3 separate regions of the Mus musculus genome follow, and all the other regions are linked to region 1. Evidence: chromatin loops called from intact Hi-C (ENCODE). Cell type or tissue: left cerebral cortex. All regions are shown on one strand. Each heading gives the region's core, and the rest is flanking DNA. Links, peaks and the distances in the headings are about the cores only. Region 1 holds the start of Sorbs1 (sorbin and SH3 domain containing 1). Region 2 overlaps Sorbs1 (sorbin and SH3 domain containing 1). Region 3 overlaps Sorbs1 (sorbin and SH3 domain containing 1).

Region 1 (10,640 bases), core at 815-8,814:
GCTCTGGGCCTCGCCATTCATGATCCCAGCAGTCCATGATGATGTTTCATTCTGCTTAGCTTAGGAAAAGGCAGACTCTGCCGCCCGTGCTTATGTCTATTTCAAAATAAACCATGATTTTTGTAAAATTGCATCTTTAGGTCTGTCTGGAAAGCTAATGATTGTAGAAACATATATTCAATTGTTTAGCAACCACCTCAGGCCTGGGGTCACACCAGAGTGGTAGAGAATGTGCTAGCATGCCCCAAGCCCTGTGTTCCATCCACGGCACCACAAAGGTGCGTGCAGGGGAGAATCTCTGGAGCATGCACGCAGCAACATCAGGAAGCAGAAGCTTGGGAGTTTGGCTAAAGAGATGAAATAAATTTCTGATAAAACCAGAAAGCTGGGCTGGAGAGATGGCTCAGTGGTTAAGAGCACTGACTGCTCTTCTGAAGGTCCCGAGTTCAAATCCCGGCAACCACATGGTGGCTTACAACCATCCATAATGAGATCTGACACCCTCTTCTGGTGTGTCTGAAGACAGCTACAGTGTACTTAGATATAATAATAAATAAGTCTTTTTAAAAAAAACAGAAAGCTGAACATTTTTTCCTCTATCTTCTCCTCAAACCCCACTAAAAGAACAAAAGCGAAACTCGATACTTAATGGAAAGAAATAACAGCACCCAAGACAAGCGGCAGACCCCCAGGGAGTCACAGCTGATCACCACGCAGGAGCTAAATTGAGATCCTACTTTATCTACTCTGCTAAGTGCCAGCTGAGCAAGGAACCACTAAGTGGCCAACCCCTGGCACAGAACCTGAGGAATGCTCTGAGCTCCAGGAGTCAGTGATTGGGAGGGGAGCGGTGCCGTGGGGCTAAGAGGAGCACCGACTTCCTGAAAGATCAGTCAAGGAGCAGTCAGATCTGGGTTCCTTTCCTGAAGCTACTCACCTGGTACAGTCAGCAGAAGACTCAGGCTCAGCAAGGGGAGGAAGCTCTGAGAGTGGGGCAGAATAAACGCCTTAGAGCAAACAAGATAGCAACAGCCCACTACTCCTCCCAACACACACACACAGACTGACACACACACAGATACACACAGAGACTGACACACAGATACACACAGAGACTGACACACACACACACAAACACACACAGATAGACACAGAGACTGACACACACAGGCACATAGATACACACAAAGACTGACACACACAAACACACAGAGATACATAAACTGACACACACAGAGATATGCAGGGATAACGACACACACACACAAACTTGTCGCGTCCCACTCGACACACACATACACACACACAGATAAACAAAGTGACACACACACAAGACACACACAGAGACAGATAAACAGAGACTGACATACAGACACACACACACACATACACACACACACACACACACACACACACACACACATAGAGCAGGCTAAATCCTCTTTAGGAATCCTTCTGTAGAAAAGACCCAGAAATATCTATGGATACCTAGGTTTTTCCATTTGGGGAAATAAGCAGGACGGGTCTCTGCTGTATGACCCTACACCCACAGATGCCCAGTCAACAGTTAAGTGTCCACCCTTAAATATAACTGAACAAAGCAAGGATCAGCAGGCATGGGAAGACGGCTCCAATGGGAAACACTGCAACCAAAATAAGCAAAAAAGGGGACTTGGAAGAAACAAAGACAACGCAAAGATCAGCAGAAAATTTCCAAAAGTAATCAAAAATAGAAATAAAGAAGCCAGACATTGAGAGGAACATCTGTAATGCCAGCAAGGAGACAGGCTGGAGACTCTGGAGTTCAAGTCCAGCCTGGGATATGGAGGGAAGCAGATAGGGGACAAAGGGGGAGGGGGAAAAGGAGAGTAGGAGAGAAGGAGAGGGAGGGAGATATTACAGAAACTAGGCGTCCTTAGGAAGTAAAACATGTACACGCATCATGTAAAAACACAAATAAAGACATTAAAAACTGAAAAGGGTTGAGGATAAAGATACCCCTTAAAAATATAAAAGTAATAAAAAAAATACAAATTTACAACTTTTCAAACTATGAACTCAGTCTAGGAAGTCTAATAGGACTTTTGAAGACAAAATCCAGGAAAATTGAGAAAAAAGTTAATATTCACACATAAGAACTCCTTAGATAGAGGATAGAAGCCTTCACCAAACTCCAGCCCACTGTTTTCTTGTGTATATCAGAGCCTGGGTTTCTCTAGTTCCAGAGTGTCCGGAGCTCATTATGTATCTGATGAGGGCCTTGCACTCCTGACACCCAGGCCTCCACTCTCCACTCTCAAGGGCTGAGAGGACAAGCATGCACTTAGGACCTGACCCATACCAATCATTTTTAAAACAAGGAGGTCTAAATGTAGGAAATGGAAATGACCAAAAACAAGAATGGTATACTAACTTTCAGCCTCAACACTAGCAACTACAGGAAACTATAACAACGCCTTTAAGGCTCTAATGGAGAGCTGGGATGTGGCATCACACATGTTTAATCCCAGCACTGGGGTGGGGGTGGGGTGGAGCAGAAACAGGCAGATAACTGTGAGTTCAAAGCCAGCCAGGTCTACTACACAATGAGTTCCTAGCCAGCCTGGGCTATAGAAACCCTGTCTAAAAATAATAATAATGAAATAAAACTATAATGGGAAAATGCCTTTCAATCAAAAATTCTAGATAAGCCAAACCACCAACCAAGCACTAACAAAGAATAAGACCATGTAGTATGTGCAAGTGTGAAATAATCGGCTCCTACAAACCCTCTCTCAGAAATTTCTGGAAGAATAAGACAAAAGATGGAAACAGAGGTAGCAACCCATGGATTGCTTCCAAGCAGGAGTCATGCCACAGGCCTACAGGTCAACAACGAAGAACAGTGGAGAAGGGTAGAGGCTCTGGAAAGGAAGACTGGTGGGGGAATGTGACAAAATAAAAACATACACATTAGGGCACACAGATGTTTTAAAATACAGTGTAAGCCTTTGGGAACTAAAACAAAAACAAAAACAAACAAAAAAAAAAAAAAACCCTAACTTGAAGAAGTAAGGCCATTAAGTCAGTGAATTCCATTCAAAAGTACCACTAAAGTATACTGTAAGGCTCAGTCACAAACACTATCTGCTCAGGCAAAACAGTGTTGATAGTAAGTATCCATGCAACCAAAAACTGTGATGGTGCCATATTGAGGGGATGGGCAAACAAGGCTGAAGTTGGGGTAATTTGTAAATAAGAAAGTAATGTCAGGAGAAATAATAAAGGGTGCAAAGTAACTGTAATGGAAAAAATAATGACCCCTCCCTCAAGTGTCCAGATCCTAAGCTCCAGTTGTAAGAACATGTTGAGTTACATGGCAAAGGGGAACGAAGGTTGCAAATGGAATGAAAATTGCTAAACGGGGCAGAAGGGATGGCTCTGCAATTACGTGTCCTGGCTACTCTTTCAAAATAACTCTTCCAAAGTTCAGTCCCCAGCACCCATATCAGGAAGCTTAGCACTGCCTCTAACTCTAGCTCCAGGGGAATCCAACACCCTCTTCTTGCAGGTACCTACACATACATGTACATACACACTAACTCTCTCTCTCTCTCTCTCTCTCTCTCTCACACACACACACACACACACACATACAGAGGCGGGGGGAGAATAAAGAGTAGAGACGGGGAGGGGGAAGGAGAGAGGGAGAGGGAAAGGGAGAGAGAGGGGGAGAGGGAAAAAAGAAATTTCTATTTTTGAAAATTGCTAACAACTGATGTTAAGATGGGAGACTGTCCTAGATTATGCAGGCGGCCCACTGTAATTACCAAGCTCCTTAAAGGAGGAAGAGGGAATCAGTGATGACACACTGATGATCAGAGCCATGAGCAGAACAGCTCAATCAGCCGTCACTGGCACTGGCTGGGCTGGCTAGTTTTATGACAACTTGACACAGGCTAAGGTCTTCTGAGAGAAGCGAACCTCAGTTAAGAAAAATCCCTTCATAAAACTAATCTGTGGTGAGCCTGTAGGGGCATTTTCTTAATTAGTGATTGAAGTGGAAGGGCCCAGCCCCCTTGTGGGTGGTGCTGTCCCTGGGCTGGTGGTCCTGGGTTCTGTAAGAAAGCAGGCTGAGCAAACCATGAGGAGCAAGCCAGTTTGGCAGCACCCTTCCATGGCCTCTGTCTGCATCAGCTCCTGCCTCGAGATTCCTGCCCTGCTGGGTTCCTGTCCTGACTTTCTCCCATGACAGACTTAAAGATGGAAGTATAAAGCAACTAAACCCTTTCCTCCCCAACTTGCTTTTTGGGGATGGTGTTTCATGGCAGCAATAGAAACCCTGAGATGGCTTTGAAGACAGGAAGGCAGCTTGGAGTAGAGAATGCAGGCAGTCTCTGAGTAATGGCATCAATAAGCAATCAGGCTCTTCTCACCACAAGCACCAGCCTGCCAACACCGTGACTTTAGCTCTATGAGACCCTTCTCAGATTCCTAAAAGGAGCTAACAGAAGCAAGCCCGGGGGCCTGAACATCTCTGAGTTTATGAGCTTTGTTCCTGCAGCAATAGAAACTCCTCAGGACTGATTCAAGGGAATGGGTTACCAGGAGGACACTGCCTTCTTTAGAAGTCTCTCATTGTTCTGGTAGTTCTCTCCCCGCCCCCACCACAACCGTGTGTGTGTGTGTGTGTGTGTGTGTGTGTGTGTGTGTGTGTGGGTGTGTGTGTGTGGGTGTGTGGGTGTGGGTGTGGGTGTGTGTGTGTGTGTGTGTGTGTGTATGTGTGTGTGTGTGTGTGTGTGTGTGTGTGTGTGTGTGTGTGTGTGGGTGTGTGTGTGTGTGTGTGTGTGTGTGTGTGTGTGGGTGTGTGGGTGTGGGTGTGTGTGTGTGTGTGTGTGTGTGTGTGTGTGGGTGTGTGTGTGTGTGTGTGTGTGTGTGTGTGGGTGTGTGTGTGTGTGTGTGTGTGTGTGTGTGTGGGTGTGTGTGTGTGTGTGTGTGTGTGTGTGTGTGTGTGTGTGTGTGTGTGTGTGTGTGTGTGTGTGTGTGTGTGTGTGTGTGTGTGTGTGTGTGTGTGTGTGTGTGTGTGTGTGTGTGTGTGTGTGTGTGTGTGTGTGTGTGTGTGTGTGTGTGTGTGTGTGTGTGTGTGTGTGTGTGTGTGTGTGTGTAACAGGTATAGAATCCTCTCTCTTTCCAGAACTCCCAATATGGTGGAAGAAGACTAGAAGAAAACAAGGAAGTCAACAAGACTAACAGAAACAGGTGAGCAGAGGAAGGAAGACACCTCGAGGGAGTCTGAAAGTAGGAGGCACTGCAAAGAGGCAAAGGCCCCAACCTTTCTGTGGGAGGGGCCTGCCTCTGAGGACCTGGGAAAGCCAGTAAGTAAGGCTGAAGGGTAGCGTTTGAATCAGCCTGCTGTCAGAAAAGCACTACACAGAGAAACCCTGGTTCTGCCTAAAGTGGGCACAGGATAGGCCTGAGTTCAACCCAACATTCATTGGAAAAGTGGTAAGTATCTCTTTTCTAAAGGGTTGTGTGTCCAGCTACAGATAGTTGGGTTAGTCTAGCCTAGGAAACACAACCATCACACTAAATTCTCCCTGGATGGCAGTAGCCTGCCTGCTTCCCACCAGACTCACTGACAAGACCCATATCTACCACTAGCCCTTGGACAGTTTAAGCCTTCTTATGAAACACATTAACAATGCTTCTTCCATTGAAGGAAGAAACAGGATACACTTCTTGGGACAGGGCGTCCCTGGTGGCTCACAATATAAGGGTGGAAACGTGTTCTGCTGTTATAGCTGGTTTTGTTTTTAAAACAATAACCACATGACAGAGACTTTAGAAAAAAAGGGTTTTTTTTGTTGTTTTATTTTTTTCTAGAAAGAGTCAGTACTGACCTCAGACAAAAAGGGGGAGGGGAAAATCAATGGAAGGCCACACAGAAATAAAAAGCAGTTTAATTGGGTTTGCTTTTTGTTTTGCGTGTAAAATACATATATAGTCAAAGACATAAACTGCTTTTAAATTAAGAACAGAGAACATGAAATTTTAATGAGGCAATAATACACTAAAACACACTACAAAGATATATTACTAAGAGGATGAGGGAAGAGAGCAGGGAGAAGAACACAAGAGGAAGGGAGGAAAAAACAAACGGCCACAGGAAAGATAGGCAGGGGAAAAAAAGCCTCGAAGGTAACAAGATACAGGGCCACAGGGCCTCACAACATGCCTGAAGCATGAGGCCTGAAGAAGCCACAGAGACTTCTTCGTACCTGGGAGCTGGCCCGAGGAAGGCAAGCTCCTCACTGTTGGCTGTTGGCTTGGGCCACAGACGTCAAAGAATTATCATCTTTTATCCTTGCCTTTGAATAGTTAATGCTCTGGTTACCCACTGCTCCCCACCCTTTAATTGCTCACTGAAACGTGAGGGTTAGCACTAACGCAGGTCACAGGCCAGAGCCTCCCTACCTCCCAAAGATGATGAGCCACCATTCAGGAGCTCTCCTCTGGAAAGGCAAGACATGAAATGCTCTCTCATAAAATGTATGATGGAAGGTTAGATGGGAAAATTCTACCATTCAGTCCATGGAAAACTTTAAGGTTTGTATCGGAAATGTAAAAACAAAACAAAACAAAAAAATACACAAATATGAACCTGGAATTGCAGCAGAACTGGGCCCAACGTCAGCTCTCCTCAGCACACCTAATGCCCCTGAGTGTTTGAGTTCTCCCGGCTCTGGCAAAAGGTCTTGCTTGGCTCTGAACAAGCAGCTTCAACCTCATTCTACAATCAGAGTCAGCAAGGAAAATCTGTGGCAGGATCAGGGCACTTAACACCTCCACATCACCCACACTCACACACACACTTGCATGCACATGCGCACACACGAGCACACTCATCTCACACACACACACACACACACACTCATCTAAGGGGCTCCGATCCTTACTTCATTCCAAGGACACAGGACTGCTCTACTCCTGGCTCCAAAGGCTGAAGCTATGGAGTCTCCAGTCTCCCCCTTCATCTCTTGTTTCCTCCTCATCTTTCTCCTTCCCATCTTAGGCTCCTCTCACAAAAGGGAGGGCCTTACTCTGGACCACAAGACCCAGATCCTTATCCCCCTCTGCACCTTGCTAGTCGAGATAGACCTCAGACAAATGGCCACAACTCCCCAGCATCACTCCTCAGTGAAGGCCAGGAGGGATCAATCATCGAGGTCCCCCTCCCCATGTTCCCAATATTTAAACGCTCACCTGTGCGATCATAAATAAAACACAGGCGGGGAGGGAATGAATTATAGAAACGCCCTTTCCTCCGCAATCTGTCATCCCATCCTCACCTCCCCCACACACCAACTCGCTCCTACGTCCACGTCTCTCACTCTGGATCATTCTAGCCCTGAATTATTTACATACTCTAAAACCACATGAATCGCACCAATCAAGTAAAAGGTAGTCTGACTCCGACAGAAGCCCCAGCTCTCGAGTGCTTCTTCAGTAGTCTTGCTTAAATACTCAGAATTTAACATCTGACTAGCAAACAGCAAAGAATCTAAAATCGCCGTCACAAAATGTACTTGTGATTTTAAACTAAATGGTGCTTTTGGGAACCCTAGAACGTCACCACTCTAAAGCCTCTTATTTTACCAACAGGAACACAGCATAAGCCACAAGCTCAAGGCCCAGAGAGTGCTGATCAGAGCCAAAGCCAGCCTGCTTCTGGTACAAGCTTACATCAATTTTTTTTTTTTTTTGATCATCTATTCCTCCTTGAAGGCTAGTTAAATCCTAAATTACCAGTGAGTGCCTTCCACATCCACCTCCAGAGAAGGGTCCAGGGAGAGTGGAGTTTCGAAGACAAGGACACTACCAGTGCCACAGGCGAGGCTCTCTTCCCTGGACCCTATCTCTCCACACCCAGCAATCTGCATCCAACTCTATTTTGAAGAAGAAACAGAAGAGCTGAACGGGTCTTTGTTCTGCCAGGAAGAAGCAATTTTCTTTTCTTCTTTGCCATATTTACAACCCCATCCCAATATTCCCAATCTCTTCAAAAAGTTTACAGAAATTCAACTTGCTTTAGCAAAAAAAAAAAAAAAAAAAAAAAAAAGGAGGTAGAGCCAACAAAAGGGGGTTGTCCTACAGAGGTCGACCAGCACTTCATTCAGGTACTAATTGCCTGCAGGGAAGTCACCAGACTGTTACCACGAGTCCTTAGGCTAAGGAATATACCATCTTTGACCCCCTACCCTAAGAACTACTAACCCTTCCTAATCTGCATCAAAGGTGCCCCAGGCAGAGGTGGGCTAACAGACCACCTTTCTCCCCTCAGGCTCAAAAAGACCTCAGGGCTGGGCTGGCCAGGAGTTATTTAAGGCGGCAGCAGGAGGGTGGGGCAAAAAACTGTTGGCAGTATCTTCCTCCTCCACCCCTCCCCCTCACAGCCAACACACCTCACCCTGTAGACATCTCACTCACTCACTCACTCACTGAAGGCTGAAGCTATAAAATCTCCCAATGTGTGTTTTCTGTCATTGGCACGGCTGTCCCCTGCTGCTGTCCACCCCACTTTTAATCCACCCTTCAATCACCACCTCGATATCTTTCCAGCCAAAACACACACTTAAATGTAAAGAGAGGTATTTTAAAAAATCAAAAAAAGCATGTGGTCAGACAAGCTGTCCCTGGCCTTCTCCAAGGAAGAAAAAGGACACACCAGTGTTGGGGACTGGAAGATGGGCGGGGGGGGGGGGGGGGGATCAGTCAGCGGCCTAACATGCCTGGCAGGTTCTATGGTGTCTCTAGATGAACATCCCGCCTACTGACTGAAATCAATTTTAGCAATTTCAGTAGGTCGGCCGTGTGACAACAGGGGCAACCCAGAGCTCAGCGATTCAAACAAAAATCCAAAGGCTCGTCCAGAACATGCTGGGAAAACCCTCGGACAGGATGGAATGAGCCGGCTCAGAGGGATCTTCTGCTTCTATGTAGCAATGCATAATAAATTCTGTCCGCCCGGAAAAAGCACTGATGAATTTCAAAGGCATAGTATGACACGCAGAGGTTCCAGGATACAGAAATCGACAGCACGTCGCCCTTCAAAGAAGCATAATGACTTTAAAGCCTCCTTTCCCTCCTATCTCGAATGTCACCACCGCTTATCAGGGAAAAGACCGTGGAAACCCCGGGAGGGACAGCCTGGGAAATAAGAGAAAGGAGTAGCTTTAGGTCCCTTTGGTGATGGGCTGCCCTGCAAGATGCTGTCATCCAGTCATCCAGGGAAGCATGAAGGGGCCTGGGCGGTGAGCGGAAGCACCGTATACCCAGACACACACCCACCAACACGCTCGGATGCAGGCTGGTCTGGGCCAGCAGCGTAGTGCTTGCCCCCCTCCCGCCGCCCTCGGCTTAGGTGATGGAGTGGAAGGGTGTGCTGATGAATGAATACACCTGAGATGCCTCCATCCTGACACTTGCGCCCTTCTTCCTTTGGCCACTGCAGAAAAGACCCTCAGTAGTTTCACTTTCCAGCGCAAACCCACCAGGGCTCTCCCGTCTCCATCCACCCACACTGCAGCCAGGCTGAAGCGGGCGGACATTCCCTCCTAAGCAGAGGCCATGATCGCACTTACCTTCACCTACCAAAAACGAAAAGGCATAAAGAAACCTGGAATCCCCAAACCTCCCCGCGTCCTAGCAACTTTTCTTGAAGGGACGGGGAGAGGGGACACAGAGCAGCCGGGAGACACGGCTCGGCGAAGGTCCCCCGCGGCCACCCGGGGATGCTCTGGGAGAAGGGGGGCCCCCAGGTCCTTCCAACAGCTGGCCCTTTAAAAGCACCTCCTCCGCGCGCTGAACAAAGGCACCGCTCCGGGGGCCCGCTGCGCCCGCCCGGGAGCTGCCGCCGGAGAGCGCAGCCGCCGCCCGCTTACCTCGCGGGTCCCCGGCAAGGGCTTGCGCGCGTCCAGCCCGGCTCGCGCTCCACGCTACAGTCAGCCCCGCTCTGTTTTTCTGCTACTCCGAGCTGACTTCACCGACACTGGGGCCGGCCAATGGGCGGCGGCGACCAGCCCCTCATTAGCATGGCCTGGAACCGTCCACTCCGGCAGCGCCCAGGGGGCGGGGCCTGGCCGGCCGTGACAGGAAGGGGCGTGTGCGCCAATGGGGAGGCGAGGAAGAGCCCGCCGCCAAGCCTGCGTCCCTGTGAGCGGGGCGCGCGCCCGCGGGTTCCCGCGGATGTCGCGCGCGCACCCGCTAACCCTTTCTACCCTGGGCTGCCCGCGAGTGACTCCAGACGCTGGCCCTGTGGTCTCTATAAGGGTTTGCCCACAGAGAGCTTGAAAAGAACAGTAAGCGTAAAATAACAGTGTGTCCTAGCTATAAACAAATTACTTAACCCTGTGCCCTTTTGCTGATCTGTAAAATGGCACCATAATTCCTCTTGATAAAATGTAGTGAATAAAAGCTTGCCAATGGCACTGTCAGTCTGATTATATTCTACCAGACAGTTGCCTAATGCTCCCTATTTTCTCATTTGATTTTCCCAGCCTTGTGAAAAAGACGTTGTTACTAGTTTCTCGTTTTAGTCTTTATTTATTTATTTATTTATTTATTTATTTATTTATTTATTTATTTTTGGACAGGCGGCTCAC
Region 2 (10,640 bases), core at 1,871-9,870, 97 kb before region 1:
AGGTACAGGCAGCTATTTCCGATGCCTTGAGAAGGGCAGGCAGCTTGCTGAGCCCCAGAACGGTACCCAGCTTCATTTCTCGGGACTTGTTTATCCCCTGCCAGAGAGGCACATCTCTCCAATTACTCAACAGTACCTTCTCAACTGCTATTAATGCCATTTCCCTTCAAATTCACTCTCTGCATTGTGGACGGAGGGCAGGAGGCTCTTCAGGAAGTGGAGAAGCTAACTCTGAGCTGCAGAAACTTCCTTTCAAGGGGAAGAAACCAGGATAGGCTGGGCCCCGTCATTAGCTTCGATCTGGAATCCCAAGAATCAGAAGGGGGCTTGGAACACAACGGGCTGATGGTTTCTGGGGGAGGGAATCCTAGAAAAAACATGTCAAAAAGGCCACCCCCTATGTCTTCCCATTTCCTCCTGGAGTCTGTCCAACTCCGTTTCCGTTCTAACCAATTATCTGAACCGGCTCTTAGAAAGGTCGCCCGTGAACACCCTCAGCCAACTCCGACAGTTTCTGTGCTAGACAGAGACGCTCAGGTCTACGGACCACATTGAAGACAGTTAACTCCTTCTTCCTTCCCACCAGCACATTCTGACTCATGAGTGTCAACAAAGAATGACTGGAGTGGGAAATGAGGACCCTCCTGGAAGGATAGGTCTCCTGTGGGTCTTCCAGGAGCTCATGGCCACAGGGTCACGAGCTGGCCCTTACTCCTTTCCGGCTCCATACTGACTTCCTTCCGAGTTCATGGGTGTCAGAACAAGATGATTGCAGGCCTCTGGCCCATATCTATAGTTTCCCAACTGTGTTGGAAGGAGGCTTACATGACCCCCCAGGCCACTGGGCAGACTCGAACCCACCCACTCCCCACCCATCATTTTCATTTTGGCAACTATGGCTTTGGCAATCTCATTAGCATCGACTTCCTGAGTTTTCCTCTGATGAGGTCTGTGGCTACAAAATACAGAGTTCACAAGCCTGGAATTTGACCCACAACTTCCAAATACTGAGTTGTAGTTTTAAGTCTCCCTTCGACCAACTTCTTGGTTTTAAAGATTTGTTTTATATTTTTATTTACTTATAGAAGAGGGTGTTGGATTCCCTGGACCTGGAGTTACAGGCAGTTGTGAGTGACCCAACCAAGGAGCCTAACTTAGGTCTTCTAGAATGTTCTTAACCACGGCGCCATCTCTCCGGCCCTTCTACACACTTGCCTGCTATGGCACATCTCCTTTCTCAGGACAGCCTCCGTGCCATCAGGGTTTGGAATGCCAGCCCTCTACAGTTACCTAACAACCAGTCGCTTTAGAACCTTCCAACGGTACCCAGCCCTCACCGCACAATACAAAGTCCAGACAAGGAGATTCAAGGCCTGGCTGGGTCCACTCCTAATCTTTTCCTGCCTGCCCTGTCTCTGCTGCCTTACACAAAGCCCACCAGACAGAGCTCACCCGGCTGGCAGTGTGGCCAGTATTCATCTCTATTCCCTAACATCAAGTAGGAAGCCTGGGGCGGACCAAGCATCCAATAGCACTGGTAAGGGAAAAATCTGTCCCTTGAGAATGTGTCTAAGGGCACCATCCTCTCTCCTTCGTCAATATTCCCCCCTCCCCCACTACCAGACTGGTAAAGCTGTTCTTCCCAGCTCTTCCTTTTCCTTGCCCCTGTACCCTCATACCCACCACTGAGATCCACCCTCCAAGTTCTAGATCATGCTCTCACTTTAAGAAGCCTCAGATCCCTCCTACCCCACAACTACCATGAGCTGACCTAAGCAAGAAAGAGCTCCTGTGTCTGTTGCCAACGAGGGCCTCTCTTGCCCCCAAAGTTAGTCAGGCAGCACAAAAAGGGAAACCATTTGTCAGCAAAGTCCACTAATCTAAAACAGTATTCCTTTAGCAAATACTATGCACCAGGACAGTGCCTGGCTCTACTGTTGCTTCTAAGACCATCACAAGACGCAGGACAAGAGGTATGCTTGGAAGATGTGTGGGGGATGTAAATCCATGCCAGGATGTTTGGTAAGGTAGAGCAGGTCAAGACCCAGAGACTCGGTGGGCACACACCTGAGGCTGAGGTGACTCCCAGCTCGCTGCCAGACTCCTGACTTGGAACACATGACATGCATCTCACATAAAAGAGATGTGACCACAGGTCATATGAGACAGAGGTCTCCATGCTAATGAGGTACCTAGAGGCATGGAGGGCGTAGCCAATAAGCTTTCCTTCCCAGACATTCCTCCCTTCAAAAGGTATTTAACCTCAAGCCCACCCTGAGAAGTGAAATATGGTTTTATGCATCCACTTTGACCATGGTAATAAATGATTTGGAACCATAGGCCGTTTCTTTTCATTGGGATTCGCCATGGAGAGCCATGGAGAAGGCCTTTACCTACAAAACCGCTGTCTAATCTCCCAAAGAAGGCCTCTCTGCACTGCCAGCCACAACCTCAACCAAGACTGCCACTGTCAAGCCAATGACTCTCTCAGTGGGACCAGCTCCTCTTTCCTCCCCGGCCCCAGGCTACACCCAGCCCTCAGGCCCCCACTCTGTGCACCTGAGTGTCCAAGGATCTGAGAACCCCATAGCCCAAGCCTTGTGGCAGGCCTGTGGACCCACAAACGGACTCTGGCTATTCCATACCTCAGACTGCACTTTCCCATGCTTCAGATAGTGCTTTCCCACCCCAAGCAGGGCCAACAGCCTAACACCCTACTGGGAGGTGTGACATAAGTGCAATCAAACTCCCCTCCCCAAGCAGTCGAGCCCTGTGGCAGATCTGAAAAGTGACTCAAAACCCTACAGACAGTGAAACAGTCAGACGTCTCTTCTGATAATATCTGGAGGACATGTGACTGGGAAGAATCAAAGAGTGAATAAATATAAAAGATTTCAATTAACCAGTTGCATTATTTCTAAAGTTACCCCAAATGTGACAGTTGTAAAAAAAAAAAAAAAAAAAAAACCACTGAACTTAACATGCCATGGGGCCCAGAAGAGCACAGTCTACCTCCATCACGTGCTCCATACACACTAACTCTGTGTGTAGCATAAGTGACAAGATGGACCATGTCCAAGACTTCAAGACCCACCCACCTAGAAATGGCACTTTGCACGGGGGCTAGGCCCTCCTACATCAATAAGAAATCCAGAAAATGCCCCCTAGACTTCCTCATGGGCCAATCTGATGGAGACAATTCCTAATTTGAGATTCCCTCTGTTCAGGTGACTCTTGGGTCAAGTTGACAAAGCCAAACAAAACAAAACCGAAAACCATCAAAATTGCCCAAAATGTGTGAAACTAGACTATTTTGAATTTTCACATTTTGGGATATCTAGTATTTTCATAAAAATGAAATGAATGAGGGATCTAAGATCTACATGAAATTTCATCACGTCTAATGCCTACAGGCCAAAAACCAATTCTACAGTACTCTTAGCATTTGCCTTCAATCTATCACATGAGACAGAGTTGGGCCTTTCTACTTGTGGTGTCACTCTGACAGTCAAAGTTTTGGGTTCTAGAGCATTTCAGATTTGGGGCTTTAAGATCAGGGAAGTGGAGCTGGAGAGATGGCTCAGCGGTTAAGAGCACCAACTGCTCTTCTAGAGGTTCTGAGTTCAATTCCCAGCAACCACATGGTGGCTCACAATCATCTGTAATGGGATCTGATGCCCTCTTCTGGTGTGTCTGAGGACAGTGACAGTGTACTTATAGAAATAAAATAAATAAATCTTAAAAAAAAAAAAAAAAAAGGCCAGGGATGTTCAACCTGTAAGACACTTTTTTCATGAAAAGTAATTTTTCTTAGCTCATATTTGATATCTGTAATCTTTACAACTTTCAAGAGAAAATTCTAGCAAACTAAAAAACTGTGACTAATAATCTTGTCTATGAGAAGTCCACACAATGCCCCTTTCCACTGGACTAACTGGTGACCTGGCGTGCAGAGCTCTAACATTAATCACATCTACTGCTTTTGCTTATGAGACCAGGCTACCCCATTGTAACTCCTTATGAGGACTCGGGGGACACGGAGTGACTCAAAGGTTCTGCCAGATTTCCTAAAGAAGCAACTGCACCAAATATCTCATTTTAAGAGGGCTACAGGGACTGCCAGGTAACCACCCACACAGTCCCTCCCTGAGACACAAACCTCCCCTCCTGCCAATTCCCCGCTCCTCTGTCTTAGCATTCCAGAACCCTTAGCTACTTCACAATCTCAGTGTGTACAACTCCGGGCATACAAAGGTTCTTAAGCATGCATTGTTAACCAAGACAAGCCCTAAAAGTGAAAACTGGTCCCTTTGCGTTTCCCAAATATGGTCCTGTCTACAGAACCCAAACAAAACCGTCTGACTGCGGCGTCCAGTGACTGTGGCGCTCTTCCCTAAAGACAATCTAGAGAATTCAAAACAGGGCAGATTCCCAAACTCATCAGATAAAAGTAAAGCTTCAACACAAAGATTTATACGGAGTCTTAAAATCAGGGCGGGCCCATGGCAGAGACACCACACTCTTTCCGAAGGGGTCACAACACAACGGGAACCCACTGAGAAATAGCCAATGGGTGCATCTTCAATTCCCTGCAGAGTCCAGGCCGGGCCACGGGCCACACGCAGGTAAGTGAGACTGAACAATGAGTGCTGTGTGGGGCTGAACAACAGGCCTAGGAAAGCCTTTGGCCAGGGGCCTGCTGGCGTCCAGGAATGGCAGAAGCCTGGGTCTCCCACACAGCAGGGCTGTCAGCGCTAACAGACGGTCCACACAGTTCCTGTTCCACCTTCCTCACACGCTATGAATTCCCTGAGGCCACTGGTTCACCACATCCTATGTAAGACAGACCTTTACAGTACAGGCCACGCCATGCTCAGGAATGAGAGAACACGGGCTCCCTTCACTAGAAGGATTTTATGTCTTCTGCAAATATCTAACCTAAATACCTCAATTCATAGCACTGACTTATTCAAACTTTGCTTGTTTTCCTTAAACTTTCAAATGTCACTGAACAGTATACTGACCTACCCCAAAGTCAACACAGAACACTGAAAACATTATCTTGTCCGAGAACACCTCTCTTCTCAACGGTATTTGCCTAATAGCTGAAGTGAAACATGTATGCACAGGCCCCAAATCAATAACTCCAAAGTCACAGTTTGAGGCCAAGGATCATTACTGCCTAACTGTGGTAACTGTCAGGCTGCCCCCACTCCGGCTGTGCACACAGGACGACACTAACTACTTTTCTCTAATTCCTTCTTCCTCTTTACTAATGTTAGGCTGGGTTTTGTTTGTTTGTTTGTTTGTTTGTTTTAACAATCAGATATCAAAACTGCATCCAAGCAGTTGATAATATAATGCAAATTCCTGAGGTAGGTTTTCTTTAAGAGTAAAACCTCCAAAGCGTTCACTGCAGTACCAAGCTGACAGCAAACAATTACCCAGAGTGCATCTCTCAAACCTATGCTGTCTATCAAACCAGACTGTGTCAAATAGCATTAACACTTTAATATAGGAAACTCATACACAACACAAACAACATCTCGGTTTCAGGTAGAGTGACTGGCTTTCTGCTATCTGGAGTCCACTCTTATTCCAGATTCATGTAGTGCTTAGCAGCTGCTGGAAGCTAACCGGAGCCAGGAGAAATAGATTTGGACCAAATCTGGCCAGGGCTGTTTAAGTTAGAAAACCCCTTCATTTGTCTGCTTTATTTTACTGACTTAGAAGATGAGATTAATAACACCTAGTTTAATAAGTTGTTCTTCTCCAGGTTAAATTTTTAAAATATGCATTTACGTGTTAACGGTAGGGTACCAGGAGAAGTATTCTAACAGAGAAGGCGGCAGGCTGGCCTTTCTAATCCTCTGTTTCTTATGAGGACAGACAGTTGGCTGCAAGCCCTCCTCCTGAGGTGGATGCTACTGCACCAGCACCAGCCTTTACCAACTGCAGTCGTTATCAAGCACCAAGAATCAAGTCCCCAGCTTGACCTTCCCAAGCAAAACCCTGGGTAACTGTCCCCTCGGAAGGGCATGTCTCAAGAAACCAAACCATCACTATGGACACATGATACATTCATGAGAAGCCCCTGCTCTCACACTACTAAACAAACAGATGGACCGTCTGCATTTCCCCAAAGCTGGCTGGGAACCAGCCACTTTACATACGTCATTTCTAATCCTCAAACACCTCCTTACAATGGAAAAACTGAGCCTCAGTAACGACAGCAAGACTCAATGAGCAGTCAAAATGACGGGCCTGGAAAGATGGCTTTGCAATTAAGAGCACTTGCAAAGAACCTGGGTTCAATCCCTAACACCCACATGGTGGCTCACAACCATCCATGACTCCAGTTCTAAGGGACCAAAGCCCTCTTCTAACGCTTGTGGGCACCAAGCATATACATGGTACATATACAATCACACAGGCAAAATATTCATACACATAAAAATGTAAAAATATAAGTTAAATAAATAAATAAATTTAAAGTTGTAAAACCGTGTTTGCCTAAAGTAAGAGATTCCTCCTACACAGACTGCACTGAGCGCACACAGACGGATTAATTCAGAGCGCTTTATCTGTGGCATTGAGACGTTGGTCACTCTTGTCGACCAAAATTAGATATAGGGCCTGCCCTAGAGAGAGATATTCTTACTCGTATATTTTTAAGATTTATTTATTTTATGTATATGACTACACTGTAGCTGTCTTCAGACAGACCAGAAGAGGGTGTTGGATCCCATTAGAGATGGCTGTGAGCCATCATGTGGTTGCTAGGAATTGAACTCAGGACCTCTAGAAGAGCAGTCAGTGCTCTTAACCACTGAGCCACCTCTGTAGCCCTGAGAGGAGATATAGTCTGGGTGGGAAGAAAGAAAAGACTAGTAGTCTCGATACAGCTCAGAAGTTTCCATCCCTGGCATTCTCGTCCTAACACACACACACACACACACACACACACACACACACACACACACGGGGGGGGGGGGGGGGCAGGCAACTAACTGGCTCTCCTCTCTATCCCTAATGAGGTAGCATGACCTGCCTTTTCCTAATACAATTCTCTCTGTGAATTTTAACTTCTGTAACAAGTGAAGTAGCTTACATATGTTACAGGCAATCACTGCCTAATCTGGAGATAAACTTGTCTTCTACTCCTTCTGGTCATAAGAAGCTGTTCTCAGGGGCTGAAGAGATGGCTCAGTCATTAAGTGCACTGTCTGCTCTTCCAGAGGTCCTGAGTTCGAGTCCCAGCAACCATGTGGTAGCTCACAACCATCTGTGATCTGACTTACTGTTGCTGAGAAGCGTACAGAATGCACCACAGCAGTGGGGATCAAGGGGGCAGGAGGGTGTGCCGGTGCCCTGAGGCCCATATATGAAAAGTCCCAAGGTACAAGAATCCTCTGCCCAGGGGGAAAGCTTCCTGCAATCCGGCTTTGAAAAGCTGCACAGGAACCTTGATTACAGCAACCACAAGTGACAATTTCTACATTTGTCTTTTTTTTTTTTGCTTATGGGTAGCAAAAACTGCCATGCAGAGGGAATTTGATCATCTAAGCATACTCCCTAAATATCATTCTGTGTTTCCGGCCCATAGGGAGGCTTCCCCCCACCCACCCCCCTCTGCCCTACTGCTTGATGGCTGACAAGAAAATTACCAGGAACAAAAAGGTGTTGACAATCCTGTAGACCTCAAAGAGGAGAAAAACTGCAAACAGAACAAACTCATCAAAACACAACAAAAACTGACAGAGTTGGATGTTTACAGGATTGTTCTAAAGCTAATAAATGTTAATGAGAATGGTTAACCCCAAATGATCCAGGCTTCACAACTCACACCTGATCTAAACATGAGAAACTGGACAGAGCTGGGTGTGGTGGCACACATCTGTAATCCCAGGATTTGGGGGGATAGAAATAGGAAAATCGGAACTACAAGGTCATTCTTACCTACACACCAAGTACAAGGCCAGCCTGGGCTACATGCGCCCCTGTCATTGCACAAAAACATTTCCAGCACTCACATAAAAACCAGGTGTTATGCCAGTGCATGCCTAGAACCCCAGGCCTACAGAGGCAGACATGAGGCTTGCCTTCAAATGTGTCCAAATAATGAATGGTACTTTCTCAAAAAAATAAGGTGGGCAAGAGATCCTCTCTTGAAAGTAAGTTGGAGACAGCCAGAGAAAAAGACTCAGTGACTAAGAGCACTCACTGCTCTTCCACAGGATCTGAATTCAGTTCCGAACACTTCAGGCAGTTCATGTCCTCACAGTCCTCTCTAACTCCAGTGCCAGGGCGTTTGACACCTCTGGTCTCCGAGGGCTCCTGTACATAAACTCACATGAGGTCAAACACACCTGTATAAAACTTAAAAATAATAAAAAATAGATCGCAAAGGAAGTAAGGTGGAGAAAGAATAAAGACACCATATGTTAGCCTCTAGCTAAGAGACAGACAGAGAGACAGGCAGAGAGTGCATACACTCAAGAGATACTAGATGAAGGCTCTACCTTCTGGGGTTAGTTGCAGAAGACAGCAGAGTTGGGAATGGAAGTTCATCATTAAGAGAACAACTACCTTCTTGGCATGAACTCTAACCAGCATGGAAGAGTTCTAAGTGCCTCCCTCTGGCTCTGCTAACACTGTAAACCTCTGTGTCCCCACATGCCAAAGGAGTAAAATAACGCGAAGACTCATGTTACAAGGATTCAGGGGCCTCTGCCCATCAATATACTGCTGTGCACACAGGAAGCGCTTCATACGTGAGCGCCATGTTGACATGATTGGCTTATTTTCTTCTTGTCTCCCTCTAACCCCCAAAGTAGAAGAGAGTTGGCGATGAGTAGAAATTCCAGTTAATGGAAGGCTTCTTGGGTCACTGTTTAAGTATACCTGCAACCCTCTGGGTCCAGCATGAAGAAGGAAAAGCCACTGCCAGGAATGTAGGTTTTCTTGCCACAGGCAGAGAATATTTAACTCCGACCTTGTGGTGACTCTACCCAGGACCCACGCTTCTACAGTCTGTAGGCTGCAAGACATCAAAGTCCTTGGCCATCTGTGACAAAGGTTAATCAGTGATCTAGATGGGGGCTGGGAGAAACATCTAGCCACCACCACCGCCGTCTGCTCTCAGGAAGGTTTCATGTGGCCAAAGGAACCCAGCTTCAGAAGTCTGTAATTGTGGACTTCCTTCTGTTTCCTCAAAACGGTGCAAAACCAGGTTCTTCTATAAATATGTAAAGACTATATTGGGGGGGGGGGTGGCGGGGAGGAGGTGGATCTAAAACGTGCCTAAAGCCCTCCATAAAAGCAGGAATATTTGAACTCTCAGAGTGGTAATGAAGCACTCGAAGCTCCCGCCTGCTAAACTCACAGCTGTATTGCCTAACCAGCAAACTTAAATGCAGAGAAGCAGACGTGGCGGGAAATGGAAATCCCGACCGCCAACGCAAGTTCACCAACAGGCTGGCTTAACTGTCCCCAGTGGACATGGAACTAAAACAACACCAAGAATTTAAAATATACTCCTCCTTCACTGATGGCTACCTCAAACAGGGTGAGAAGGCTGGGGATTATGTAGGCCCTAGACCCTGACCACAGGGGAGAGGGCTGGGAAGGCCCTTTCCTGGAGCCAGGCAGCCCCTGGCAATTACTTACTTTACAGGAAAAAGTGTCAGAGTCCTTCCAGTGAGGGAAACCCTTCTCTGGCCACTCAACTCAGCAAGCTCATTAAATTCCGAATGAAGCCAGCTGCCGGGAAGGCAAAGGGCATCCCAGCTGGGGCTCTGGAAATTCCTAGCTAGGAAAATAGAGTGCCTGGGTCATGGGAACTCAGATCTCAGGGCTGGAAGGCAGCTAACTGTCAGAAAGATAAGGATGTCACCCCAGAGTGGGCCCTTCCAGCTGAGAAGCCGAGAACCAGAAATGTCATCTGGCAAGACACAGAGGACATATTGGGGGTTCCTACTGCTCCCCCCAACCCCCAGTTGTTAGAGAGGTTTAAATGGAGGAAGAAATGATGGGGGAAGGGACAAAAACAAATGAAACAAGGGTGAGGAGTGAATCGATGTTGGCCCTGGCTTAGAGAATATCAATAGGGGCGGGGCAGAGACCAATTATTAAATTACCAAAATTATATTTTTTACCGATATGTATTTACTTTTTATTGATATCTACTTACATGATGACGAGTTACATAAAGACAATTTATTTCAAATAGACCATATATTTTGCCCACACTGATATAGAGATTTAGATACATATCAAACTATTCACAAATCAAGGTTGTAAATTTCATCTAACCCTTATTTCATTTCCTTCCTCATTCCCTCTGAGGTCACAGGGCTGGGGTGGAGTTTAACAGTGAAGTGCTTCTCTCTCATGCTGCAGCTCCTGGTCCCATCCCCACACCAACCAACCAACCAACCAACCAGCACCACCTCCCATTCAAGTTGGGCATGGTGGCTAAGGTCTATAATCCCAGCATTTGGGACAAGAGACAGAAAGACAGCATGTTCAAAGCCAACCTAAGCTACATAGTGAGATCCTGGCTTTAAGGGGGGTGGGAGGGAGGTTTCAATTAAGCACAGATATGTCACATGAAATCTTTTTTGTTTTTGAGTCAAAGT
Region 3 (10,640 bases), core at 2,044-10,043, 52 kb before region 1:
ACTTAAAAAGAAAATGAAAATGTCTTACAAAACCACCCTAGAGATCTCAGAAAACAAGTATTTAAAAGCCATGTTACCAACCTGTACATATGGGAGGATAATTTTAATGTGCTAGTGAACTCTGACATGACAAGCTTTAGAGTCTTGTCTCTTGGGGTAGCAGGTAAAGAGAGACATGAGCACCGCAAAGCAAGACAGGAAGACTCCCTCTAGCCCTGGCCTCAGTGACCTGCCTGTAGGAGCTGTCTCTTCAAGCTATTTCTGGGACACTAGAAAAGGCTACGTAATTAAGGTAAAGTGTGTGAGAGATGAGTGAGCTGCAGGGTATCTCGGAAGCCCAGAGTGTTACACTGTATCTGCCTAACACCTCACTCTCTCTGAAGTATTTTCACATATATCATCTCCTTTAGTCTTCAAAGCAAGCAGCCCCAAAGTGTAAACAATTCAAGATATACTTTGCTGTTTGAAACCTCAGAAATCACACAATTACTCTAGATCCCACAGTAAACTTGGCAGACCCTAGATATGCCTAAATTCAGCTGTGACGGTGGTCCCCAGCTGGTGATACTGTGTGGACAGGTTTAAGAACTGTGACCTCGCTACAGGAAGTGTGTCACTGTGGGCAGTCTTTGAAGTTTCAAAGCCACATACCATTCCCAGTTCATTTTCTCTGTTTCTAGTTGGTGGTGGGAGTTCTCAGCTGCTCCTGCTACCAAGCCTGCCGCCTGCTGCCATGATTCCCTGCCATGATGCACTCTTTTCCCTCTGGAATTATAAGTCCCGCCTCCCTTCTAGAAGCTGCCTTGCTCATGGTGTTTTATCGGAGATTAGAAAGGTAGCTAACACACCAGCCTATAGACTTTCTTCCATGGGGAAAAAAAAAAGATGAACGTCCTATCTGCCAATCACAGTGCATGGTCAATATTTCCCTTCCCTGCAATAGGAGAGGAAAGAAGAAGAACACATATTCACCAGTGCTTCAAGGTGGTGGGAAGATGCATCGGTCCTGGAGTTCTGAGCTGAGAGGATCTCAGGGTCTTCCAATGGATGCCAACTCCTGAAAGAGCACACAAAACATTCTGAGTAAACCACAAACAAGCTAGCCTTACCTACCTCAGCAGCCTCGTCTCAACCCAACTGCTGGGCAAGCCCTCAGTCTGCAGAGACACAGCACTGCACCTGCTTCCTAGATCCTGGCAAAGACTCAGGAATGCCATGGAAAAGCTCGGGCATCTTAGGCCTGAAACATTTCTCGCCACACAAGCTCGAAACTAATTCAATCTCCAGAAGCCATGTTGGAATGAGGGAACTCACTCTCAAATGTTGTCCTCTGACCATAACGTGTATACACACATGTAATAAATTAAGATTATGATCATGATCATGCTGCTACTGCTGTTGGTGCTGCTGCTGATAAACTTCATACTTTTTCCTTCTCTTTAAAAGCCAAACAGATCAGAAGATCTGTATGTAGGGATAATCTCTGTTTACTGTGTGAAGCATCATCTGTCAGTAAAACTCTGATGGCCAATAAGCTGAGGCAGGATTAGAAGGTGGGACACATCTGGCAGAGAGAGAGGAACCCTGGGAAATATGCAGGCAGGAAGATTCCCCAACCAAGCTCAGGAAGTCTGACCAGATGTAAGAAACTGGGGAGTGGTAACTACCCACGTGGTAGACATAAAATAGTAAAAATGGGTTAATATAAACTACAAGCTAGTCAGGGAACAGACCTAGCTTATGGCCTAGGCATTTATTTATAAATAAGGCTCTAAGTCATTTGGGAATTGGTAGAAAAGCCCACAGTTACATCTGTAAACACAGACAACATTCGTGTCAGACCTTGATGACCTGGTAGTACACAGCAGTCACCCTTCATAAGTACAGACCCCAGCATCCTGGGTTTTCTCTACATAGAAAACTGTGACTTTCATTCCTCGGAGCCCTCGTTTGCCTCTCCTTTTGTAGAGAACCTGGGTCAATGCCCAGCACCCACAGGACAACTTATAACCATCTGTAACTCCAGCTCCAGGGGAACAGAGGCCCTCATCTGGCCTCCATAGGTACTGCATGCATGTGGCACACATACACTCATGCAGGCAAACACTCAGAGATAAAAATAACATTTCAAAGAGAAATCTAAGGGCTGAAGATGTAGAACATGTGCCTAGCATGTGGAGGGCTTTAGGCTTTATCTCTAGCACATTCACAGAAAAGCAAAAAGGAGACAAGGACATATGCTGATGTATAAAGACACCACCAGCATTGCAATGTTAGCAGCACTCAGCTTTAAGGTAGTGAGAGTTATTTATATCATTCTCTCAAAGAATTTATTGATTGGTTCACCGAGCTCTATCCCACACCAGACTGCGTGAGGTGACAGAGATACAAAGTCAGCACAGCCCTTGGGTTGTCCTGAGGAAAAGGCCCAGCCTAGACACTCTGGATGGGCATGCTCAGGAGACGTAGGAGTACCAAGCAGGAGCACCTGGTGCAACAGAAGCCGAGACAGTTCTTCCTAGCACGGACAGGACGCTGGGGAAACCCCAAAGTCTAGACGGGAGAGGGGCCAAAAAGAGAAGGTTCTCATCCCAGCACATGGGACAATGCAGGCAAAAGCAAGGACATTTGAAAAGCCAGCTATGCAGGGCGGTGGTGGCGCACGGCTTTAATCCCAGCACACGGGAGGCAAAGACAGGCGGATTTCTGAGTTCGAGGCCAGCCTGGTCTACAAAGTGAGTTCCAGGACAGCCAGGGCTACACAGAGAAACCCTGTCTCAAAAAAACAAACAAACAAACAAACAAACAAACAAAAAAACAGAAAGAAAAGCCAGCTATTTTAGCTTTGTCCAGGTCTCTTATCTCGTTGATCTTAACACCAACAATTCACACAAAGAAAAACAACCAGAACAAACAAACCAAAACCCAATCCTTGTCTTGCATCATGTAACCCAACATTTGCAGGAACTCGGTATACAGCACGGCATGTACACAGGCTAAGGCCAGGATGAGGGAACAAGACACAGTCCCCCTGAATGGTGGACAGGATTTCACCACAGCTGTTTGGCAAGTTTTTCGGTGGTGTTGGTGGTGGTGGTGGTATTTTATTTGTTTGTTTTTAATCTGGCTGAAAATGAAAATCACCTGGAGCACTAAAAAGACTCTAACAAAAATAATTTTGATTTTTTTGTTTGTCAGAGGAAGCAGAGATTCCGGCACCCAGCTGGGGATGGGGCTCCAGAATCATCTCGTCGAGGTCGTTAATTAAGCATCTTCCAGGAAAGCACCAAGAATACTGCTTATAGGAGATTTATTCATTCTCGGTACGTCCATCTCATTTCTAGTCTACGACAGCCACTGCTCACTTAACTCCATTAAGCAGAAGACAGAATGCGGGAAGAATGGAAACTGGATAAGTGAGGCAGGCCTCCCTCTCTTCAGCAGCATACACCCAGACTACATGTTCCCAGTTGAAACGAGGGCTGCTTAGTCCCAACAGTATCCCTACGTACCTGTGCAGGCCCCCTCCAGCAGCACAAAGGATCTGCACCTCTCCAGACATCAAATGGCCTTCGAGGAACAGATTCGGGACATAAGCATTCTGCCCAGGTCCCTGCTGCCTATCAAAGGGCAAGCACTGCAGATGAGTGTAAGGTGTGGAGATCCGCCAAGCCAGCTGAGTACTTCTCTTTGCAGATTTCCACTTTGTGGTCATGTAATGGCTTGAGCCATCCCAAGCCAAAAATGGCAAAGTAAATGTATGTGCCACAGAGATGATGGATTGGAGCAAGCTGCTTTGCTGAATGGACCTGCCTGGAGAGAAGGCTTCCTCATATCACCGCATTCGAGCAGGTGACCTTCCAAGAGCCAACACCAAACAAAGCCACAGCTAGCCAAGGTCAACCTGCTTGAACAAGAGGCCAAGCACCAAGCCTCACTATCCTCCAACAAAACAAGGAGACACTCCCAGGATCCCAAGAAATCCACAGCTAGCCAAGGTCAACCTTCTTGAACAATAGGCCAAGCCTTAGTACCTTCAACAAAACACAGAGACTCTCCCAGGAATCCCACTCCAACCTAATTAACCTCCACTTTGAGTCAGAAATCAAGTTTAGAAGGGTATACGGTGGTGTATGGGAGGGAGGGTGGCGAGCTCGGCAAAAGCAAGGGGACTTTTGCTCCTTCTGGTAGTCCTCAATTTTCAAATGGTTCATTCCTCTTCGTACAGTTCTAACATGCCCTGGCCAAAAACAAGACACTTCTCTAGTCCAGTGCTTCGAAAGACAGGGCGGCTTTTGTTTCAGGCCCTGCTAAAGCCCTCACCTCCCTCAGCTGCGGCCTCTTCTTCTCTACTCCATCCCCAGACCACAGAGTAGCATTAGCTGTTGTAAATCCATCTCAGCTACCCTCATTCCTACCAAACGTCGGACAAGACCCACCAAACCCATTCCAGCCCAAGGGGAGCCCTCATGCCCAATGGCCTCAGAAACCTATGCGTATCTCCTCCACAGCACAGATGACTTCCGTTTTCACACTACATTATGCCTCAGCCCATACATGGACAAGGACCTGTCCCATTCTGCTTTGCCTTTTTATTGTTGTCTTCCTTCACGTTCCAAGTTGGGCAGCAAGTCACATATCCCCAGACAGTACCTCCAAACTCTGATTTCTGTCAAAATATATCTCAAATGCCATGCCACCCCAGACAGACTTGGCTGTTCTCTCTCTGTGTGCTTAATACAAGGCCTCACTCACTTCCCAAGCTCAAGGTAGTGTTCTCTTTCCTACCAGCAACAAATCCACAGCCCAAGAGAGAAAAGGCCAACCAACCAGGTTGGAAAGGAAACAAATTCCAGTACTTGACCCTTCTGGCTTGCTTTCATATCACACTGCATCGGTTATCCTACTGAAGATCACTTGACAACTGGCAAAATTAACCCCTCTTGAACCTGGTAAGGGATTTCTGGGATCACAGGGGCCATCACCAATGCTAACACCCTAAGAGCCTGAACTCCATTGAAACTTCCACGGGCTCACACTAGCGTGGCTCTCTCCACTCAGTCCCAGTGCCAGCCAAACCTCTTCCTCCCGCACCCACTGGCAGAGGAACTGGGTCTTCGAAGGTTTTTTTAAGCTCTCCCACCTACTCCACAAATTCAGTAGGAGGAAAAATGAATGTTTCCAAGGCCTCTGAATGACACAATACTCATAAAGTACAACAGAATTAGCTGGAAACTAGCAAAAAAAAATAATCATTTTAGCTTCCCTTAAAAAAAATTATAAAACCACACCTACTTAAGATGATTCAGAGTAACTTTATGCTTTTTCATCTACTTGAATATGAATGTTTCTTTCCTCCAAGCTGGTGGTTTCTTCCCTGCGCCCCACCCTAAGACTGTATGTTCAGGACCAAACTTCCACAGATACCAAATCTATTCTATCTGATTTGGCAGCCTTGAGAACATCTCAACAAAGCCAAGGACACCATAAATGGCCAGAGACAACCCACTCCAAACACCTTAATGCTACTTGCATTGAGTAGTAACAGAATTTGTATTTCTACTGCATAAAAAAATAAAGTAACAAAACTTCTTTTCCTATCTCTTGCCGAGGATGGGACACTGTCATCATTAAGATCTCAGAAGAAATAGTACCTCTTGACCAAGGCCAGTTCTGACTCCCAAACCTTACTCTCAGCAGCAAAGGCTCCTGTCTAAGTAGAACCTAACATGATCCACTGTTATCACATTTATCTCATTCAAACAGCAGGGACCTTACCTGACATGTTCATTTCTGTAACCCCAGGACCACACAGTTCCTGGCTCGTGACATGTGCTCAGTATGAGCCAGACATGTAACCAGGTGAGTGGAACATGGCTGAGGGCTCCCTGAGCACACTCCATGGCATGGCTTCACTGTGGTTTCTGGGATGAGTCTTCTGGTGCCCTTAGCTATGACTCCTCAATTCTGTCACTACCTGGATATTGGCTCCCATGTATACTCTCTACTGTATAGCCTAGCTGCTCAGAGTGGGGTTCCCATGGAAACTCAGTTATCAAATTGGGCTTCTCCTCCTCTGCCTCCATTCAACCATACACTATTTGAGAACTTCAGATATGGGATTGGGGTAGCTGGCAAAACTCACCACTGGAACCACATCTTCATGTTCTCCATTATCCTCTGTCACCACTAATGAACGTACAGTGAGGTGCTACAGATCCCATTATTGAAGTCTAACCCTCTTTCTGCCAACTCATTTGCCCATTAGCTTCCTTTTCACCCTTGAGCTTCCTCCACATGGACCTGGGCCTGGTGTCCTTCGCTATTACAGTATTTATCTCAACATCCAAAAACCATCTTTCATCTGCCTGTTTTCCTAATTGGGTGTCCCTTAATGGCCAGCACCCAATCTAACATGCACCTGTTGGTTCTGAGCCTGGCACACAGTAGGTATCTAACAATAATATATTGACCTGAACCACACACCTTGTTTTCTGATATACAATTCCCATATCTACAGTGACTTGAAGGTTTTCCACACAACAGGAAGTACCCTACTGCTAAATGTATTTGTTCAACCCTCCCTAAAAGAAATCATGACCATGATCATCACACTGGCGACAGAATGAAGAGAGGCCAACAGCTGTGGCACAAAGGGATGAGTGCAGACAGCCTTTCCTCCCTCTATTATCACAAAAACGTCATTTTCCTTCTCTAGTCTCAAATCTCTTCCTTGGTAAAATGAAAACATCCAGCAAGAAGCAAGCAAACAAAAAAAGCCTTATTATATAATTCTATTTACATAAACGTTTGGAGCAGACAAGCCATAGAGACTGAAAGTAGATTACTGGACGCCAGAGGATGGGGAAAAGAGGAGACTAGAGACGAATGCTGATGGATAAGGGCCTTCGTTAGGGCAGGCCAGAAAAAGGTGTCAATGATTGCACGACTTGACAACGTGCTGGAAGATGCTGAGCTGCGTACTTGGAAATGGTTAAACAGTACATTTTATGTAGCACCGATTTTATCTGACCAGAAAAGAAAAAACAAGCAAACAAACAAAAGGGAGCAGATAGACTGGAATAGAGGTTCAAAATTCGAGACTCAACAGGCCTTACCAGGCCTAGGGCATGTTCTGTGGACCTCAACAATTTCAGATTATTTGCACAATGTAAAATTCAAGTGTGTGTGTGTGTGTGTGTGTGTGTGTGTGTGGGTGGGTGGTGGTGTGCGCATGTGCATCTACACCTTCATACCTGAATCTAACATAGTTGCACTCACTGTGCAGTCCAAGCTACATTTGACCTTCTCATCCTCCTACTTCTAACTTCCAAATGGTGGGATTACAGGAAAGCACTGCACCTGGCTCCCAAATTTTTTAACTGTAGCTGTTATTATACAAATGGCACATATAATAAAACTGCACAGGACAACACACACAAACACATACATACACACACACACACACACACACACAAACACACACACACACACACACACACAAATGAGAACAAATAAATCCGAGTGGAAAGAATAAATAATAGAGTTTATGGAACAATATGGATATATTGTAGCAATGTCTGCTTCCTGAATTAGACACTGTATTATATAAAGTTACCCAAAATGTAACCACCTAAAGAAGTGGTACTTTGCCGGGTGTGCTGGCCCAAGCCTTTGATCCCAGCTCTTGGGAGGCAGAGGCAGGCGGATTTCTGAGTTCCAGGACAGCCTGGTCTACAAAGTTAGTTCCAGGACAGCCAGGGCTACACAGAGAAACCCTGTCTCACCACCACCACCACCACCCCAAAAAAGTGGTACTTTGCTACTTTCTATCAGTCTGTAATTCTTTCTTTTATTTTTTTTTAATTATTAAGCCAAAGATCTTATAATTTTACAGGGTGGTTTTTCCTTAAAAATAGCAAGATGTGGCAATGCTAAAACTCAAGGGTCACAGCTGTATGGAACTGGGTAGTAGCCATTTCTAGATGGTCTAAGTGTTTACAGGCATCTGTCCAACCCCAGAGCCCCATGCTGATGCATGTACTGGTTTTCTCTTAAAAGAAATATTTCCCTATCAACAGAAAAAGACCAAGAGTGTCTTATGTCTGCCCCACCCCACAAAATAAGGCAACCGCAACATTTTTGTGAAAACAAGAACATTCCACCCAGTTTGATCTTAGCCTTCCTCCCAAGCTACCTGCCTGGCCTCTGAGGTATTTGAGATTTCATACCCTTGGGCTATGTCTCTGTAGGGCCAATTCTCTTAGATTGTCAGCAAACACATTTTTTAAACAAACCACCAGAGGAAAACAGGTCTTAAGTACACAGTATCCTGTTCTCCCTAAATATGCTGGTTTCTTGACCTTGCCTTTCCTGGCAGGTGCCTTCTCTGCCATTAATACATGATCGCATCTAGATAAATCAGAAACTGCAGCTGTGTCTAGCAGGGGAGGGAAAGGGCCCTCACCGTGCACATTCCCTGCCCTTCCTACCACACCAGCATTCCCCCAAAGACAGTGAGTGAAATTCAAGAATCCCTGGAAAGGGGGTAAGGCACAGTCAGAGAAGCTAAGGTGTAGACAGTGCCAATTAGACTGCACAAAAGGAGCGCTTGGGGCTCCAGTCTGATGGAGACACTTCAATATCCCCCTCAGGTGACAGATATGCAGACTGCCTGGCACTGACCCATGCTGAAGTGTTTGCAAAGCGGTCACCTGTACTGTTGACTCCCTGCTACCTGGGTAGCCAGGTAAAATACATCTTTTATCAAGAAATCCTGAAGTCATGCTATCTTGTAGAAAAACTACCAGCTCACATGGCTGCAGAGTGAAACACCAGTAACTACTTGAGACAGGCCTAGCTAACATATACAGTGGGAGTTGAGGTCTCACCGTTAAAAGGAATACGAAGTATCTCGCTGATATTTTTGTACGGTTTTTTTTCCATTTATTTATTCTTCTCTCATATATTATATCTCAACTGCAAATCCCTCCCCCACCCCTCAAGAAAGGAGTAGGCCTTTCAGAAACATCAGCCAAATGAGGCATAACAAGCTACAATAAGGCCAGGCACAACCCCTCACATCGAGGCTGCCTAAGGCAGAGGAGAAGGAAGGATGGATGTGTGACTGATTTCAGTTATCTTGTCTTACTGGCTTCCCCTCAAACCTAAGCCCAGGGCACAGGATGTTATTAATCACACCCACTTAGGGAGAAAGATAACTCCCTGAGAGACAGATAGATGCCTTGCTTAGCATCAAGGCAACCCAGTAGGAAGAAAGGTGTCCCAAAGGCAGGCAAGAGTAAAGACAGCCCTGCTCCAACTGCTAGGAATCACACAGGAACACCAAGCTGCCCAGCCATAACATACATGCTGAGGACCCATGTCAGATCCATACAGGCCTCCTGATCTGTTCTATTTTTATAACGATTACTCAGTGAAATCCTTTTTTTTTTTCTGATACTGGGTTAATAAAGCATGCTAAAATGAACTTCACCTGTTCCTACTTTGTAAATGTGACTACCAGAAACTCATATATTACTTATCATATTCTATTGCACAATCGGACTGGAGAGAAACTTCTAGTGTTGAGGTCATAGCCATAATAGAAAAGATAACATAAGCTGGGCGTGGTGGCGCATGCCTTTAATCCCAGCACTTGGGAGGCAGAGGCAGGAGGATTTCTGAGTTCGAGGCCAGCCTGGTCTACAGAGTGAGTTCCAGGACAGCCAGGGCTATACAGAGAAACCCTGTCTCGAAAAAAACCAAACCAAACCAAACCAAAAAAGAAAAAATAACATAAGCCAACAGCCAACAGCTAAGCAAGGTATCCATTTCCCAGGTAGTTATCTTTCTCCCAAAGTGGGTATAACATCTCAAACCCTGGTCTTGGGTTTGAGGGGCAGCAAGTACGAGACGGTAACTGAACACACTCACTCACGCTGCCTCACACATCCATCCTTCCTTCCTTCTACCCTGCTTTCTTAAAAGGACAAAGTTTGATCTCTTAGTTTCTACCCCAGCTCTGCACAGCAGCAGCAGATGACCCAGTGGTTCTCCAGCGACAGCAGACACAGATACCATCCGCACCACACACAAGAGACCTGAGCATCTTGGTGCTTCAATCTAGGAGTCACTTGCAGCTAAGGAATTGGGTCCAGTACTACTAGGAGTGCCTTAGGCTTCTCTGGCGAACAGTCTGACAGGCCAGCCTGCAAAGGGGATGTGTGGCCTAGAGAGAGGGAAGGAACTCATCACAAGCCTCTCCGGAGCCAAAGACTGTCAGGATCTTTTCAACCAAGGTAGGAAATGACTGTCTGCTTTGGATATTGTTTCAAATATAAAAAGGAGCTGGTACTTCCTGTCTCAACACAAATTGTCAAGGTGATCAAACAGTATGGACAGGGAGGCTGAGTGTATTGCAAAGTGGCAGACAGCTTACCTTGCATGTGCAAAGCCCACATGTCCACCGCACTGTAAAAATGCATACATGTATGCATGCATACACACATACGTATATATATTTATACACACATTTGTGTACATACACATACCTGCGTGTATTTTTGTCTCTCTGTGTGTGTGTGTGTGTGTGTGTGTGTGTGTGTGTGTGTGTGTGTGTGTGTGTGTGTGTGATGGCA

Evidence for each region. Peaks named below come from ENCODE experiments on the same cell type or tissue, not always from the same donor. Only the 100,000 strongest peaks of a DNase experiment are listed, where the experiment ranks them.
Region 2: it touches region 1 in a loop (2.7-fold over the local background); 4 of 42 quality-filtered maps call a loop at or near these places.
Region 3: it touches region 1 in a loop (2.1-fold over the local background); 3 of 42 quality-filtered maps call a loop at or near these places.

The regions. Positions count from the first base shown.
Region 1 is chr19:40,503,751-40,514,390 of GRCm38, forward strand. Sorbs1 (sorbin and SH3 domain containing 1) reads right to left here and starts at 9,986. Exons shown (of 29, transcript NM_178362.1): 1 at 9,621-9,986. In left cerebral cortex, for the core only: a CTCF peak has its summit at 5,716; DNase peaks (open chromatin) are centred at 3,833, 6,853, 7,423 and 8,440; H3K4me3 peaks cover 1,863 bases; H3K27ac peaks cover 2,828 bases.
Region 2 is chr19:40,405,556-40,416,195 of GRCm38, forward strand. All of the region lies in intron 2 of Sorbs1 (sorbin and SH3 domain containing 1), which reads right to left. Among named protein-coding and RNA genes, the nearest start is that of Sorbs1, 100 kb to the right of the region's middle. In left cerebral cortex, for the core only: no CTCF peak of the experiment used is centred there; a DNase peak (open chromatin) is centred at 6,187; H3K27ac peaks cover 349 bases.
Region 3 is chr19:40,450,342-40,460,981 of GRCm38, forward strand. Sorbs1 (sorbin and SH3 domain containing 1) reads right to left here. Exons shown (of 29, transcript NM_178362.1): 2 at 973-1,057. Among named protein-coding and RNA genes, the nearest start is that of Sorbs1, 58 kb to the right of the region's middle. In left cerebral cortex, for the core only: a CTCF peak has its summit at 2,073; DNase peaks (open chromatin) are centred at 5,123 and 6,837; H3K27ac peaks cover 559 bases.